Linked DNA regions of Homo sapiens: region 2 is linked to region 1. A link is an interaction called in ENCODE POLR2A ChIA-PET data of the cell type or tissue named here. Cell type or tissue: Caco-2. All regions are shown on one strand. Each heading gives the region's core, and the rest is flanking DNA. Links, peaks and the distances in the headings are about the cores only. Region 1 overlaps DTL (denticleless E3 ubiquitin protein ligase adapter). Region 2 has its middle 87 kb from the start of LPGAT1-AS1.

What was found. Peaks named below come from ENCODE experiments on the same cell type or tissue, not always from the same donor. Only the 100,000 strongest peaks of a DNase experiment are listed, where the experiment ranks them.
Region 2: POLR2A ChIA-PET joins it to region 1 with 5 read pairs; 7 of 35 experiments call an interaction of 5 or more read pairs at or near these places.

Annotation. Positions count from the first base shown.
Region 1 is chr1:212,043,538-212,046,345 of GRCh38, reverse strand. DTL (denticleless E3 ubiquitin protein ligase adapter) reads right to left here. Exons shown (of 15, transcript NM_016448.4): 3 at 1,588-1,686. Among named protein-coding and RNA genes, the nearest start is that of DTL, 9.2 kb to the right of the region's middle. In Caco-2, for the core only: no CTCF peak of the experiment used is centred there; no DNase peak of the experiment used is centred there.
Region 2 is chr1:211,916,463-211,919,270 of GRCh38, reverse strand. No RefSeq gene overlaps it. Among named protein-coding and RNA genes, the nearest start is that of LPGAT1-AS1, 87 kb to the right of the region's middle. RefSeq lists an enhancer at 2,458-2,627. In Caco-2, for the core only: no CTCF peak of the experiment used is centred there; a DNase peak (open chromatin) is centred at 1,170.

The DNA of each region.
Region 1 (2,808 bases), core at 50-2,549:
CCTACGTAACAAACCTGCATGTCCTGCACATGTACCCTGGAACTTAAAATAATAAAAATAAAGATGCACACATAAAAAATCAGTAGTCAGCACCCTTTGGCATGAGCAAAGAGAATTTGTGGACTCACAGAAATTACACATTCCCTTAATTACCACATGAGAACTACTACCATCTGATGTCAAATTCCTTTCCATGAGTTCACTAGTAATATATTCTCTACAATGGAATCTTTCTGAAATATATTCCAGTTCAAAAATCTTCATGATACTGGCTGGGCACAGTGGCTAACACCTGTAATCCCAGCACTTTGGGAGGCCAAGACAGGCAGATCACTTGAGGCCAGGAGTTAACCAGCCTGGCTAATGTGGTGAAACCCCATCTCTACCAAAAATACAACAACAACAACAACAACAACAACAAAACCAAAAACAAAAAGAACTTCATGATGCTCTCTGAATGGAATGTAAAATACTTTAGTTTGACATTCAACATTTTGCATTCTTTAGTCTTTATCTTGGTTGCAAGCCTCATCTCTCACTGTTCTCGATACCTTATTCCAAACAAATTGGTCACTTCCTATTATATCCTATGCTTTTCTATCTCTAGACCTTTGCTAATGCTTTTCCCGTCACCTGGAGTGCCCCCTTCCATTTCCACTGGTCTAAATACCATAATCCAACTCAAATGCCCCATGCTTCGTAAGTTTTCCTAGCCTTCTTTACTACATGAGAGCTTTCTCTTTGACACCAGTGTGTTTTCTTTCTACTTCTACATCATTTATAGTCTTTGTTTTATTTCAGTTATTTCAACACTTGACTTATGGGTTCCAAATTATCAGCTTCTTAAGGTTAGAACTTTGCTTTAAACATGAAAAATGCTTGATTAATATAAGTATTTTAAAGCAACACTTCTCTAATCACATTAAGTGTTAAAGATTTAACTTTTTGAAGAATTGTTTTTAATCCTAAAAAGTATTTTTCTTAACTTTGAGTAAAGGCATTGTCACAGTTAACAGTTATTGACAGATAGGCAGTCCACCATTCACATCTAATCTGGTCCCTAAAAAGACTTAATCAGAAGTTAATATCATTGGGAATGTGTTATATATACTACAGATGTTTGTCCCTTCCCAAATCTCATGTTATAATTTAATCCCCAAAGTTGGAAGTGGGACCTAATGGGAGGCATTTGGGTCATGGGGGTGGATCCCTCATGAACAGATTAACGCCCTCCCTAAGAGGTGAAAAGATGAGTGAGTTCTCACTCTATTAGTTCCCTGGAGAGCTGATTGTTAAAAAAGAGCTTGGTAGTACACCCTTCTCTTGCCATGTGACCTCTGTATTCATGGGCTCCTCTTTGCCTTCTGCCAGGAGTGGGGGCAGCCTGAGGCCTTCACCAGATGTCTACTATTCTAGCCAGCAGAATCACACACCAAGTAAACTTTTTCTATATAAACTACCCAGTCTCAGTTATTCCTTTATAGCAACAGAAGACAGACTAAAACAGAATGTGTTCAAATAATAATATACTTGAGGATGTGTAAAGTTTTTTAAATGTTAAAACAAAAATTGTAGACCTAGACTTACCTTTGAAGCACTTCTTTCTGAAACTTTGTGATTCTGTGTTATACAATCGAACAAAGCCTTCTTCATTGGCAACTGCTAGTACATGTTCCATATTGGGAGCTAAAGCAGAAATAAAGAAAAAAATATATAGAGTAACACAATTTTTTTTTTTTTTTTCAGACGGAGTCTTGCTCTGTCACCCAGACTGGAGTGCAATAGTGCAGTTTGGCTCACTGCAACCTCCACCTCCTGGGTTCAAGTGATTCTCCTGCCTCAGCATCCCAAGTAGGTGGGATTACAGGCATGCGCCACCACGCCCAGCTAATTTTGTATTTTTACTAGAGATGGGGTTTCACCATGCTGGTCAGGCTGCTCTCGAACTCCTGACCTCAAGTGATCCACCCACCTCAGCCTCCCAAAGTGCTGGGATTACAGGCGTGAGCCACCATGCCTAGCTACAAAAATTTTTAAGCTTACTCAAAACCACCAAAATTTTCTTCAGATAATCTCTTATTTAGAGAAGGGCTAAATCGAGGGTAGTACTTAAAACAAGAGTGGTACTGGCCAATGGCAAACAAAGGCATATGATGATGTAGGCTGCCAGCAGGCTGAGTCTATTAGTTTTTTTAACCATATTTTTATTTACTTATTTTTACCACAATCATGACTATGTAATAGTCTATTAGTTTTTGAGAGACAGTCTCGCTATGTCACCTAGGCAGGAATGCAGTGGCGTGATCTCAGCTCACTGCAACTTCCGCCTCCCAGGTTCAAGCGATTCTCTTGCATCAGCCTCCCCAGTAGCTGGGACTACAGGCATGCACCACCATGCCCGGCTAATTTTTATAAGGAGTCTATTAGTTTTAAATTTCCTTGTCACAACTTTTTCTTTCCTCTCAAACTATTATGGGTGGAGACAAATACTTCTATTTCTTTTTTTTTTTTTTTTTTGGAGATGAAGTCTCACTGTCACCCAGGCTAGAATGCAATGGCACGATCTTGGCTCACTGCAACCTCTGCCTCTCAGGTTCAAGTGAGTCTCTTGTCTCAGCATCCCAAGTAGCTGGGATTACAGGGGTGCGCCACCACGCCCAGCTGATTTTTTGCAATTTTAGTAGAGATGGGATTTCACCATGTTGGCCAGGCTGCCTTGAACTCCTGACCTCAAGTGATCCACCCGCCTTGGCCTCCCAAAGTTCGGGGATTACAAGTGTGAGCCACTGTGCCCAGACCTACCTTGGC
Region 2 (2,808 bases), core at 20-2,519, 130 kb after region 1:
CTCACTGCCTCATTTCTTCTTCCTTCTGGCTGGTGGCCTTGTCCTCCCAGCCTTCTCATGTGGCACATGGGGTCATATTGATAAAGCGCCTTGACCAGAAAGGGAAGATACTTTTCCCTACAAGCTTAATTTAGAAAAATCCCTGGCTTGCTTTTTCTTTCTTTCCCTTTGTTTCTTTCTTTTTCTTTTTCTTTCTTTCTTTGTCTTTCTTTCTTTCTTTTTCTTTTTCTTTCTTTCTTTCTTTTTCTTTCTCTCTCTTTCTTTCTTTTCTTCTTTCTTTCCTTCTTCCTTTCTTTCTTGTTCTTCTTTCTTTCCTTCCTTCTTTCTTTCTTCCTTTCTTCCTTCCTTCCTTTCTTTCCTTCCTTCCTTCCGTCTTTCTTTCTTTCTTTCTTTTCTTTCTTTCTTTCTTTCTTTCTGTCTTTCTTTCTTTCTTTCTTTCTTTCTTCTTTTCTCTCTCTCTCTCTCTTTTCAGATTGATCCTTGGATGAATTCCCAGATCAATCACTGTGGCTAGGTGAGTAGGTTGTTATTACGGTTGAATCAGGGTCACATGCCCACCCCTGTGGCCGAAGAAGAGGAGGCCAGGGTCCTTTGATCAGCAGCCTCCTCACAACCAGGTGGAAGAAGAAAGGAGCAGTTCCCCCATGGAAGGAAGTTCTGTCCCCTGAAGAGCAGAAGAAGTGCTGAGCAGACACAAGTCACAGCTGTCCACTCTGGTGTCCCATGGACTGAATGAAATGTTCCTTAAATTCATTGTTCTCATTCTTACCCATTTTCTTTAATGTTATGCCCACTGCAACAAGTTTCTGAGAACATTCAACTGACATTTTAAAGAGAGATGTCACAAAGAAGGAAATACTTTGTAAAGAGTGATGCTTAGTGATCATAATCATCTTAGAGACCTAGAGAGATTGAGTGACTTGCTCGAGGCCACTCAATTATTAAAAAGGAGAAGTAGGACTTTCACAGAATATCCCCATGGAATAAATTAATAGTCTGGTTTATACAGCACTCTGGAGACTTGAGCAACTATGAATCCATCATCCAAGGCTTGATCAGATTGTTTTCCTGGACGATAAAGAGCAGACCAGGGCCAGAGTGATTACTCAGAGGTTAAAGAATAACAGACATTACTCGGAATCTGACTTCAGCATGCAACCAGGCAGAGATGATTCACGAAGTGTGTGTGTGTGTGTGTGTGTGTGTGTGTGTGTGTGCGTGTGAAATCTTCAGTGTGTGTTTAGATTGCTAGGTAAGAAAAGTAATGTAATTGAAGTCATATACATCTTTTCCAGGAAGAAAAAAGGGACTTGAGATTAGGGTTTCAGGTACCTTGAAAAAGATGGGCAATTTAATTGTTCTCTAAGTTGGCCCTTAGTTATCCACTCTAAAGAGAGCTTAAAACATGCCTGCATCTTTAGCTCACAATTTATTTCTCTTCTCCTGTTTGTCTTTTGTACTTTGTCAGTGGTTTCCACATTTGGATGTGCATCAAAATCACTGGTGGAACTTAAACAAAAGCATCCAGTCACCAGCCTGCCCCTGACCCCTACACTCACATTACGGGCTCCTTGGAGGATTCTAGTACATAGGTGGGGCAGAAAACATCTCCTCATGCTGCAAAATGCTCTCCGGCATGCAGAGAGACTTTGTGTGCTTTATCTTGCCTGATACCCCACAACGGTGAGGACAAGGCCAGACTGGGAAAATAAGGAGACAGCAGTTAAATGGCGTTCCTAAGGTGAGGCAACTTGTAAGTAGTAGAATTAGGAGGACTAGAACCTAGATTTTGCTCCTAATTCAATCAATAAGGATGACTAGGGCTTGGTCTTGACCAACTGTGGAGGAGTAGCAGGTGAAAGAGGCATAACTAACAAGCATAGGTCTACTTTTGCAAGTAATCAATCAAAGTCATACTCTAAAGTAGCATCTAGAAATTAGCACCTTCCACAGGCCGTGCCCTTCCTAAAATGTACCATCTGTATACTCTTTCCTTGTAGAAGGTGTCTTCCTTTCTTGTTCTGGTAATGACCTTGGGAAAGTTGCTTGACTTCACTGTTCCTTGGTTTCCTCATCTATACAATGAGAGTGTTGGATTTGATTCCTTTCTGCTCTTGTGCTAGATAGTTACATTGGTTCAGTGACAAGCCCTTGGACGTCATGTGATTGCAAAGGGCTAAAAAAGAGCCCTCTGTATTCTAAGTGTCTGTTGATGCTTTGTCCAGTGGACAAAGCCTTTCAGGTTGCAACGTGGCGTAAGAAAAAGCTTAAAATGAGGCTGGGTGTTGTGGCTCACACCTGTAATGCCAGCGCTTTGGGAGGTCGAGGCGGGTGGATCACTAGGTCAAGAGATCGAGACTATCCTGGCCAGCATGGTGAAATCTCGTCTCTACTAAAAATACAAAAATTAGCTGTGTGTGGTGGTGTGTGTCTGTAGTCCCAGCTACTTAGGAGGCTGAGGCAGAAAAATCGCTTGAACTCAGGAGGTGGAGGTTGCAGTGAGCCAAGATCACACCACTGCACTCCAGCCTGGTGACAGAGCGAGACTCTGTCTCAAAAAAAAAGAAAAAGCTTAAAATGAGATAATCCCTGGAAAAGGTGGATTGTGACTCAGACTCATTCAAGTAAAAAATGAAAATGATTGACAGCAAAGGAAGGGGGAAGTGTTCAGAAAATAAAGTAGGAAGGCTGCAGATCTGTGAAGGCGAATGGGGAGATGGGGCTGAAGAACACCCTCAGGGGCTGGAGTTGACCAAAAGAGGGGTGGCAGCAGCAATGTCTGATTAATTTCAGTTTTGCCTGAGGTGG